Linked DNA regions of Homo sapiens: region 2 is linked to region 1. Evidence: read pairs that join two places in POLR2A ChIA-PET (ENCODE). Cell type or tissue: K562. All regions are shown on one strand. Each heading gives the region's core, and the rest is flanking DNA. Links, peaks and the distances in the headings are about the cores only.

Region 1 (5,375 bases), core at 314-5,313:
TGGTGGCAGGTGCCTGTAGTCCCAGCTACTCGGGAGGCTGAGGCAGGAGAATGGCGTGAACCTGGGAGGTGGAGCTTGCAGTGAGCCGAGATTGCGCCACTGCACTCCAGCCTGGGCGACAGAGCAAGACTCAGTGTCAAAAAGAAAAAAAAAAGAAAAATCCCTTAGCTTCTCTGAGACAGAAACCAAACTTTTCAATGGAATTTTGCTACAAAAAAAAAATATATAATAAGGGTCTTAGAAGTAGAAGAGTTTACAAGACACATGTCTTTATTCTCATGAGGCAGCAACCTGGCTATGGGCTGTCGAGCTGACATAATTCAGGGTTTCCAGCCTCTTCTCTTTCTTGCCATGGCTTTATCTGGGTGGAATTCTTAACTCTTACCTGAGATAAATTCAGATTTACAAGATCTCTAGAGTAGCAGTATGGCCTGTGGTTCAGAGCATGGACTCTGGGAATGACTGCCTGGGTTTGAATCCAGCTCTCTGTTTTTTTTTTTTTTTTTTTTTTTTTCTGAGACAGAGTCTTGCTCTGTCACCCAGGCTGGAGTGCAGTTGTGTGATCTCGGCTCACTGCAAACTCTGCCTCCTGGGTTCAAGCAATTTCTCCTGCCTCAGCCTCCCAAGTAGCTGGGATTACAGGCAACCACCACCGCACCTGGCTAATTTTTGTATTTTTACTAGAGACGGAGTTTCACCTTGTTGGCTAGGCTGGTCTGGAACTCCTGACCTCGTGATCTGCCTGCCTTGGCCTCCCAAAGTGCTGGGATTACAGGTGTGAGCCACCGCACCTGGCCCAGCTCTTGTTGCCCAGGCTGGAGTGCAATGGTGCAATCTTGGCTCACTGCAACCTCCACCCTCCAGGTTCAAGCAATTCTCCTGCCTCAGCCTCCCAAGTAGCTGGGATTACAGGCACCCACCACCGCGCCCAGCTAATTTTTTGTATTTTTAGTAGAGACAGGGTTTCACCATGTTGGCTAGGCTGGTCTCAAACTCCTGATCTCAGGTGATCCACCCGCCATGGCCTCCGAAAGTGCTAGGATTACAGGCCTGAGCCACCGTGCCCAGCCTCAGCTCTCCTTTTTATAAGCTGAATCATCTTGGGCAAGTTACATAACCAATCTGTGTCTCAGTGTCTTCAGCTTAGGAAAACAAGGTCATTGTTAATTAGTGAATCAGTTACTATACAGTAATGAATAATGTCTTATTCCTTATAAATAATCAAATTTTAAACTATTACGATTATAATAGTATCATTAAGTCTAATAGTTTCACTTCTTCCTTAATACCACTTTACAAACCTCCCTCATCCTCAGCTCTGGCCTGGGCTATACCTCTCTTTACAGACCCCAGGTCTCTGCAGATAATCCCTTAGTGTCCAGCCACCCAGGTAATGGACACTTTGCCCTAACTGGCCTCAAAGAGCCATTTCTGGAGCTGCAGGCCTTCTCCCCTAAACCTGCTAGTTATTTATTTCATACCTAGATGCCTCCCTGAATAATTTCTTTTTCTTTTCTTTTCTTTTCTTTTTTTTTTTTTTTTTTTTTTAAGAGATGGGGGTCTCAGGCCAGGCGCAGTGGCTCACACCTATAATCCCAACACTTTGGGAGGCTGAGTCGAGCAGATCACCTGAGGTCAGGAGTTCGAGACCAGCCTGGCCAACATGGTGAAACCCTGTCTCTACTAAAAATACAAAAAAAAAAAAAAAAAATTGGCCGGGCATGGTGACACATGCCTGTAATCCCAGCTACTTGGGAGGCTGAAGCAGAATTGCTTGAACCCGGGAGGCGGAGTGCAATGAGCTGAGATCACGGCACTGCACTCCAGCCTGGATGACAAGAGTGAGACTCTATGTCGAAAAACAAAAAATAAAGAGATTGGGGTCTCACTATGTTGCCAGGCTGATCTCAAAGTCCTGGGCTCAAGCAATCCTCCTGCCTCGGCCTCCCGAAGTGCTGGGATTACAGGCATGAACCGCTGCACCCAGCCCTCCCTAATTAATGTCTGACCCAATTCCCTCCACCCTGTTCTGTTTGGTGAAGATTTCTTTTTTTTTTTTTTTACCAATGGGTTCCTAAAGCAGTTTTATGCTTTGGTAAAGCTTGGTTGTTAAACCTGTTGTTTGAAACTCTGTTCTGGCTCTTGCCTCACATGTGGCCATGTGGCCTTGCTGCCAGACAGCAGCCTTCCTTCTGTATCACAACAGCTTTTTCCACATTCAGAGGCAGAGCTCTGGCATTCTTCCCATTTCAAAACCCTTGACTCCATATCAGATTGCCCATACAGTCCCTCTTCCCCACATGAGCCCTGGCTACTCCTTATCTTGTCCGGAAAGAACTGACTGACAGGTGCTGAGCTCACCGGGAAATTTATTTCAAATTTCAAACCCTATGTACTGCTCCTTGTCTTCTGATAATACTCATGTGACCCCTCTTCTATGGACTGTCCCATCCACTTCCTCACCTCAAGCCCAAGAAAACTTTTGGTATCCTTTCACAAGAGTTTGTAACACAGAAACTACTTTGCATGTGGCAACTAAGAAAGGGGTCATTCATTTCCAATACCCTTCTCAACCCCTTGCCTATACATAGGCAATATCACCATCTTCTCCCCAAACTCTTTTCCCCCAGGTCCTGGTCTCTGTTTCTTCCTACTGCGTACCATGCTGTATAGTTCTGTTAACCTTAAAAGACAGATTGCAAAATGGAACAGAAGAAATGAGACAGAAAGAGGAAAATGAAGTATATGACCAGGCAGATGGCTGGTCAATTACTAGAATAGAAGCTCTCTTTTGTGTGTGTCCATAAATACAGAAAACCTTCCTAAAAGCCTGACCGCTGGTGGGCACTTGGAGAATGCTTGCCTGGATGGATTGGTGCTTCTGCCCACTGCTCTTCCAGTGGGAAGGGTGGTAGGGCAAAGAGTAACCTGCCCAAGGGCCTGGCTCATGTAAGTTGACTGACAGCTCTTCTCACGCTGATTCTGACGTCTTCCTCTTCGCTGCGCTTGTTTTCAGTTCATCTCCGCAATACCTACCCGATCCCTGAAGTTCCTGAAGGAGGCTGGGCATGGCACCACCAAAGAGGAGATCACCAAGGATGCCGAGGGACTGGATGAGATTGACCATGCTGAGATGGAGCTGCGCCGAGGCCAGATCCTCTGGTTCCGGGGCCTGAACCGTATCCAGACTCAGGTACTCTGATAGTGGTCTGTCCTTCCCTTGGGAGAAGCAGCTTCCCATCTTGGAAGGTGTTGGGAGGGTAGCAGTTCTTGTCGGCCAGCATCTCTTCCCTTCCAAAGGCTCACTACTGATGGGCAGCCCTAGATCCTCAGCTTCAGGACAGACACGCAAAAGGATCTGTGTGGGGTCCTCTGAGAGGAGAGGAGTCAAATGACCTAGACCATGGGACACTATTAGCATAGTCCTTTAGCTCTGGGTTGACCCTAAAGCCCAGCCTGCCACCCTCTATCAAATGGGCAAGCTTCAGCATAAGGTCTCTTGCAAGCACTAGACCTGACCCCAGGGTGGGAAATGCTCAGTTTTTCCCTACCCTTCAGAAGGAAGGAGTTAGACAATATCAATATGCCAACATACCCAGCATTCACTTAATATAGCTTCCTCACACTGCCATTATAGGAATAGATGCTATCTGGAAGGGTCTTTGTAAAAGAAACTCACCTTGTTATATCTCCCCCATTCAAAGTGTAAGGCCATGGTGGGGAATCTGATGGTTTCATGTGTAAAAATGACAATAGTCTCTTGATGTCTGAGCATCTTTTGCAGGATTCAGACTTGCTTCCTGACAAGGAGGAAGCAATAATTTCTTCAAGCCTCTTCCCTTCTTGCAATTTCTGAAATGGGATAGAAGCCACCCCTGCTGCTCTTATGTCCCCTGTCTATAGCCCCACAATAACTTTTATTTTTTCCACTTTCCATGCATCAATTGTAACTACTTTCTCCTGGGTGAATGCGCTGATCTAAGCATTGATAATTCTGTCTTCCCCTGCTCTCACCCCCCATAGCTTTATTGTTTTAATCCTGAGATTTTCCATTTCAAAAACACTGTAAATTCCAAGATCTCAAGGGTGGTCTCCAGAAAACAGGCGTATTTCTCTCTGCTGATTGGCTAGAGATCTTCAAAATAAGTTTCACTGTCTAAAACTGGCCTTGCAAATGTTTTAGAAAGTTCCCCAGTCGGCCAGGCATGGTGGCTCACGCCTGTAATCCCAGCACTTTGGGAGGCCAAGGTGGGTGGATCACCTGAGGTCGGGAGTTCAAGACCAGCCTGACCAACATGGAGAAACCGCGTCTCTACTAAAAATCCAAAATTAGCCGGGCGTAGTGGCACATGCCTGTAATCCCAGCTACTCGGGAGGCTGAGGCAGAAGAATTACTTGAACCCGGGAGGCAGAGGTTGTAGTGAGCTGAGATTGCGCCATTGCACTCCAGCCTGGCCAACGAGAGCTAAACTCTGTCTCACAAAAAAAAAAAGACTGGGCGCGGTGGTTCTCACCTGTAATCCAGCACTTTGGGAGGCCAAGGCAGGTGGATCCCCTGCCTTAGGTGAAACCCCGTCTCTACTAAAAATACAAGCCAGGCATGGTGGCACATGCCTGTAGTCCCAGCTACTTGGGAGGCTGAGGCAGGAAAATCGCTTGAACCCAGGAGGCGGAGGTTGCAGTGAGCTGAGACCACACCATTGCACTCCAGCCTGGGTGACAGATTGAGAGTTGTCTCAAAAAAAAAAGAGAAAGAAAAGAAGTTCCCCAGTCAATCCCACCTCGTTAGTGTATAGGAGAGATAGATGGAGTGAATATTCTAAACTATATACCTGGTAGGAACTTATCCCCTATAGGCAAGACAACAAATAGAAAAGTGGAAAAGAGGCCGGGTGCGGTGGCTCACGCCTGTAATCCCAGCACTTTGGGAGGCCGAGGCTGGCAGATCATAAAGTCAGGAGTTCGAGACCAGCCTGGCCAACATAGTGAAACCTTGGCTCTGCCAAAAATACAAAAATTAGCTGGACGTGGTGGTGGGCGCCTGTAATCCCAGCTACTCTGGAGGCTGAGGCAGGAGAATCGCTTGAACCCGGAAGGCTGAGGTTGCAGTGAGCTGAGATCGCGCCATTACACACCAGCCTGGGCAACAAGGCAAGACTCTGTCTCAAAAAAAAAAAAAAAAAAGAAGAAGAAAAGTGGATTGCAGACTCACTATGCACCTGACTGTACTTCCAGGCAGGTGCTTTTTCTGTCTGCCAGAGAAACATTCCAGGGTGCTGTGGCTGCCTCACCTATCCAGGGCGATGCAGCTCCCTGGGGACACAGGTGCTTCCTGGGGAGCCCTGAGCACTTCTCCGTGTTGCTGGCCTCACATC
Region 2 (5,375 bases), core at 191-5,190, 150 kb before region 1:
AGAGAGAAGAGGAAAAATTCCTTCTAAAAAACCAAAAAACAAGCAAACAAACAAACAAACACAAAAAAACAAAAAAAAAAACAAAAACCTTCCTCCTACCTAAGCACGCTTCAGTGACCCCTCTATGTTTTCATAGTACCTGATATTTACCTCCACCAAGGCCTTCTTATTTTAGCAAAGTGGTTTTCAGATTTGTCTTCCTCACCAGACCGTGAGTTCCTTTGGGTCTTAGAGGGGGACATACTCATCTGTGACCCCTTGTCGGTATCCTCTGTCCCCATCCCCATGGGCAGTGGTAGTGGGAGCTCAGTAAATGTGTGAGCGAATGACAGAATGAATATGTTCATCCCTGAGGGTCCTCACATGAAAGAAGATCAGCTTAGAGCATCTTACGTGCCTGGTGGAGTATGATGAATGCGATCCTCACTACAGAGTTGGGGCGCAGAGAACTAAGGAACGAAGCTAAGTGCTTATGTTTAAAAGTACTAGACAGAAAAGCTGTTAGCAAGTGATCCTCTTTCTTAAAGAGCTGTAAGGTACATCTTCCAAAAGATACTCTAGAGAGGGACCTGGTGGGGTATGCATCCAGCTGTAACCCGGAGGCCTTGGTGGCTGTAAATCTGGAATTGTGTGGGTTGAGATGAAAACGCTTTCCAGTCATTAGGCCCCATTGTGAAGGTAATTATATAAAGTCCTGATGCAGACACCTGGGCCAGGAGTGGGCTGGATCTGCCCTGAGTGGCCCCCACAGGGGAGAAGAGTGGGAGAGAAGCATCTGGAAAGATACAGGAGGGTAGCAAGAGCTGATCAAAATAGAAGGGAAGAAGCAGAAGAGAAGATGAGGGAGAGAAGTGCCAGGAGAAAGACCACATAGGAGCCAAACCCGTTGGACAGGGGTCTGCAACCAAGGAGCTGAGGCCTGGAATGTAACTACTGATGGGGAAACAGAGGGCATGGGATTGAGCTTGCTGCTGCCAGGGAAAAGAGGCAGAGAGGGGTGAATAAATAGTGAATGCCTACCTCAGTTAATCAAACATTTATTACATGTCTACTACATGCTAGGCACTGCACTAAGGCACTAAGGATACAAAGGTACAAGATGGTATACATAAGCACATGCAAACCCCGTTCATTCCGGGATTTACAGAGCAGTGAGAGAGACACAGACAAAGCCTGAGACTATGAAAATTTGTTCGGCAGAGAGCAGTGGCTCGCGCCTGTAATCCCAGCACTTTGGGAAGCTAAGACTGGAAGATAGTTTGAGGCTAGGAGTTCAAGACCAGCCTAGGCAATGTAGTGAGACCCCCATCTCAACAAAAATAAAAGTATTAGCCAGGCATAGTGGTGCACACCAGAAGGCCCACTTGAGCCTGGAAATATCGAGGCTACAGTGAGCCATGATTGCGCCATTGCACTCCAGCCTTGACAACAAAGCAAAACCTTGTCTCAATAAATAAATAAAAATAAAAGCATGCCCTGGTCACCTTTCATGGCACAAAAGCATTATTTAAAAAAATTGTTAGATAGAAGTAAGAGAAGAAGAAGAATGCAATGGGAACACAATAAAGGGACACTTCCAGCTGGAGGAGACGCCCGTTGAGCTCAGTGTTGATGGATGGGTCAGTCAAGGGGAGAGAGGTGGGAGGGGGCTCCTGCTAAGGAGGCAGCATGAGCAAACACATGGACACACAGGCCAATGTGGAATGGGATGCAGAGGTGATGGGGACATGACAAGAGCCGGAGAAGCCAGGTGGAACCAGGTACAGCCACGTGTGCCAGACTAACGGGCTTGACTTCAACCTGCAGGTAATGGAGACTCATTGACAGGTTTTCTCAGTGCCTGATGTGGTGAAATTTGCATTTTAGGGGTGTCACGTTGACTATAGTGTGAGAGTGAATTTACGTAGAGGAAGACTGTAGTCAGGGAGACCAATTAGGAGTTGATTGCCATTGTCAAAGTGAAAGATGTGGTGCCATTATCTGAGATGGAGGACACAGAAAGAGAATAGTTAGCAGGAGGGAGGGGTGATGATGATATGTTTGAGACAAGTTGAGTATAGAATGTTTGTGGACTACTTAAGAGCATGTGTCTAACAGGCATTTGAATATGAGCATAGGAAACTGAAGGGAGAGGTGGCAGCTGAAGACACGGATTTGGGCTTCATCAGCAAATGGATCATAGCTTCAGTGGATGGAAGTGAACCAGCTCTCCCAGGAAGAAAACACACAAAGCCAAGCAGTGGGCTCAGGCTTGAACTTTGAGAAACTCCCATGTTTAAGGGGTGCTGAAAAAGCGGCCTCTAAGAAAGACAATGCTAGAGGGAAGTCAGAGAGTCAGAGAAGTAGAAGGAAAACCAGCGAAGACTCAGGGCCACAGAAGACAAGAAATGGGAGGTTTCAGGAAGGAAGGAGAGGACAACAGGGTCAGAAGCAGCGGAGAGGCCCAAAAAGATAAACTGCAAGTGGCCACTGGGGTTTGCAAAAATGGAAGTAATGGATGATCTTTTTAAAAATGTATGTTGTGTGGTGTAGGGCAAGATATTAGCAAGTGGTGAAGTCTAAATAGTGTATGGGAGTTCCTTTTTTTTTTTTTTTTTTTTTTTGGATGCAGGGTCTCACTCTGCTGTCCAGGCTGGAGTGCAGTGGTGCGATCATAGCTCACTGCAGCCTCCAACTCCTAGGCTCAAGCAATCTTTCTACCTCAGCCTCCCAAGTAGCTAAGACTACATACAGGCACATGCCACCACAACTGGCTAATTAAATATGCCCGGCCTCTTGCAACTTGTCTTTGGGTTTGAAATTGCATGAAAATAAATAGTTACCCCCTAGGGCCAGGTGGCACATGCCTGTAACCCCAGCACTTTGGGAGGCCGAGGTGGGCAGATCACTTGAGGTCAGGAGTTTGGAGACCAGCCTGACCAGCATGGTGAAACCCCATCTCTACTAAAAATACAAAAATTAGCCAAGCGTGGTGGCTCACACCTGTAGTCCCAGCTACTTGGGAGGCTGAGGCAGGAGAATCACTTGAACCCTGGAGGTGGTGGAGGTTGCAGTGAGCCAAGATCACGCCGCTGCACTCCAGCCTGGGTGACAGAGCGAGGCTCCGTTTCAAAAAAAAAAAAAAAAAAGGAAAAAGAAAAGAAAAAACAGTTATCCCCCCAAAAGTGGGTTTTTGTTTTAAAATAATGAATAATGCAAGGTCATTTTTAAGATGTATACAATTCTAAAAGGCATAGACTAGAAAATGAAAATTCCCCTTTCCCTCATCAGTATCTGAATCCCACCCTGCAATAGTAACTTTGTCATTGTTAATAGTTTGGTACATTTCCTGCCACATTCACTTTATTTGTTGTTCTTACAAAAATACAATCATACTATATATTCTATTTTGCTATTTAAAATATACCACAGGCATTTTGTCATGACAGAATACATGTTTTCACCTTCATTCTTCAACACTGCACAGTATTCTATCATATGGATACTCATTCATTATTAATTCTGAAATTTAAAACCTTTTTAAAAGTACAGAAAATAAAATAACGGACACCCATGTAGCTACTTTTATTTTATTGTATTTCATTTTATTTCATTTTGAGATGGAGTCTTGCTCTGTCACCAGGATGGAGTGCAGTGGTGCTATCTCGGCTCACTGCAACCTCCGCCTCTTGGGTTCAAGCAATTCTCTGCCTCAGCCTCCTGAGTAGCTGGGATTATAGGCACCCACCACCACACCTGGCATTTGTTTTTGTTTTTGTTTTTGTTTTGAGATGGAGTTTTGCTCTTATTGCCCAGGCTGGAATGCAATGGCTCGATCTCAGCTCACTGCAACCTCTGCCTCCCGGCTTCAAGCGATTCTTCTGCCTCAACCTCCTGAGTAGCTGGGATTACAAGGGTGCACCACCATGCCCAGCTAATTTTGAGTTTTTAGTAGACATGAGGCTTCACAATGTTGGTCAGGCTGGTCTCGAACTCCTGACCTCAGATGATCTGCCCACCTTGGCCTCCCAAAGTGCTGGGATTACAGGCATGAGCCACTGTGCCTGGCCCAGCTATTTTTGTTTTGTTTTGTTTTGTTTTTGTATTTTGTATTTGTGTAGAGACAGGGTTTCACCATCTTGGCCAGGCTGGTCTTGAACTCCTGACCTCGTGATCCACCTGCCTCGGCCTCCCAAAGTGCTGGGATTACAGGCATGAGCCACCACACCTGGCCTGCAACTACTCTTTTAAAACAAATGTTAACAGTCTGTGATACCTGTTTTAGATTCTTTTTTGGACTATAGTGGGCTTGCCTGGATGAGATATGATTGAAAAGCCCCAGGATGGCCAGAAGTTGCTTAAAAATACAGCCTGACCTCATCACACCCCTGCTTTAACCTTTTCAGTGGCTCCCATAGCCTCTAGGCTCAGTCCAAGCTCTTTAGTAAGGCATTCCTATGAGCCTCGGCCTGTGTCCACTTGCCTTCCTCTCCCCGACACAGCCAGGCACAGGTCCTTTCATTGTCCTTTCCTCAGGCTCATCTCTCTAGCTGGATTAATTCCCCATTCCACTCGGCTGCCCCACCACCATCCCACTTGGAGAATACTTAGTCATCTTTAGGACCCAGCTCAAGAGTCACTCGGGTGCCCCACCCCTGCCAGGTAGGACTGAACTCTTCCTATCCCCACTATTATGGCCTCCATCTGTTTCTATCATAGAATTTTGCTTTGTTTGGGGTTTTGTTTTGTTCTGTTTTTGAGATGGAGTCTTGCTCTGTTGCTCAGGCTGGAGCGCAGTGATGTGATCTTGGCTCACTGCAACCTCCACCTCCCAGGTTCAAGCAATTCTTGTGCCTCAGCCTCCTGAGTAGCTGGGACTACAGGCACGTACCACCACGCCCAGCTAGTTTTTTTGTTATGAGACAGGATCTTGCTCTGTCACCCAGGCTGGAGGGCAGTGGTGCAATCTTGGCTCACTGCAGCCTCAACCTCCCAGACTCAAGCATTCCTCCCACCTCAGCCTCCCAAGTAGCTTGGACAACAGGCACACACTACCACCACATCCAGCTAATTTTCTTATTATTTTTTGTAGATAGGTTCTCACTATTTTGCCCAGGCTTGCCTTGAGCTCCCAAGCTCAAGCAATCCTCCTGCCTTAGCCTTCAAATGTGCTAGGAATATAGGCGTGAGCCACCGCACCCAGCCTGTCGCAGAGCTCTTATCCTTGGCTCCCCTTTGTTGAACTGCCCATCACCCACCCTGGACTATAAGTCCCTTGAGGACAAGATCCTTGTCTTATTCTTCTCTGACTCCCCAGTGCCTGCACCATGACTGGCACACTCTGCAAATACTCTTTAAATAACCTTGTGGGCTCTGGAATCCCTGGTGGCAGAGCA

The links. ChIA-PET counts read pairs that join two places held together with the same protein. Peaks named below come from ENCODE experiments on the same cell type or tissue, not always from the same donor. Only the 100,000 strongest peaks of a DNase experiment are listed, where the experiment ranks them.
Region 2: POLR2A ChIA-PET joins it to region 1 with 5 read pairs; 3 of 35 experiments call an interaction of 5 or more read pairs at or near these places.

Annotation. Positions count from the first base shown.
Region 1 is chr1:203,724,379-203,729,753 of GRCh38, forward strand. It overlaps ATP2B4 (ATPase plasma membrane Ca2+ transporting 4), which reads left to right. Exons shown (of 21, transcript NM_001684.5): 20 at 3,017-3,193. It overlaps SNORA77 (small nucleolar RNA, H/ACA box 77), which reads left to right and starts at 5,203; the gene lies at 5,203-5,327. In K562, for the core only: no CTCF peak of the experiment used is centred there; a DNase peak (open chromatin) is centred at 2,293.
Region 2 is chr1:203,576,325-203,581,699 of GRCh38, forward strand. No RefSeq gene overlaps it. Among named protein-coding and RNA genes, the nearest start is that of ATP2B4, 48 kb to the right of the region's middle. In K562, for the core only: no CTCF peak of the experiment used is centred there; no DNase peak of the experiment used is centred there; H3K27me3 peaks cover 4,245 bases.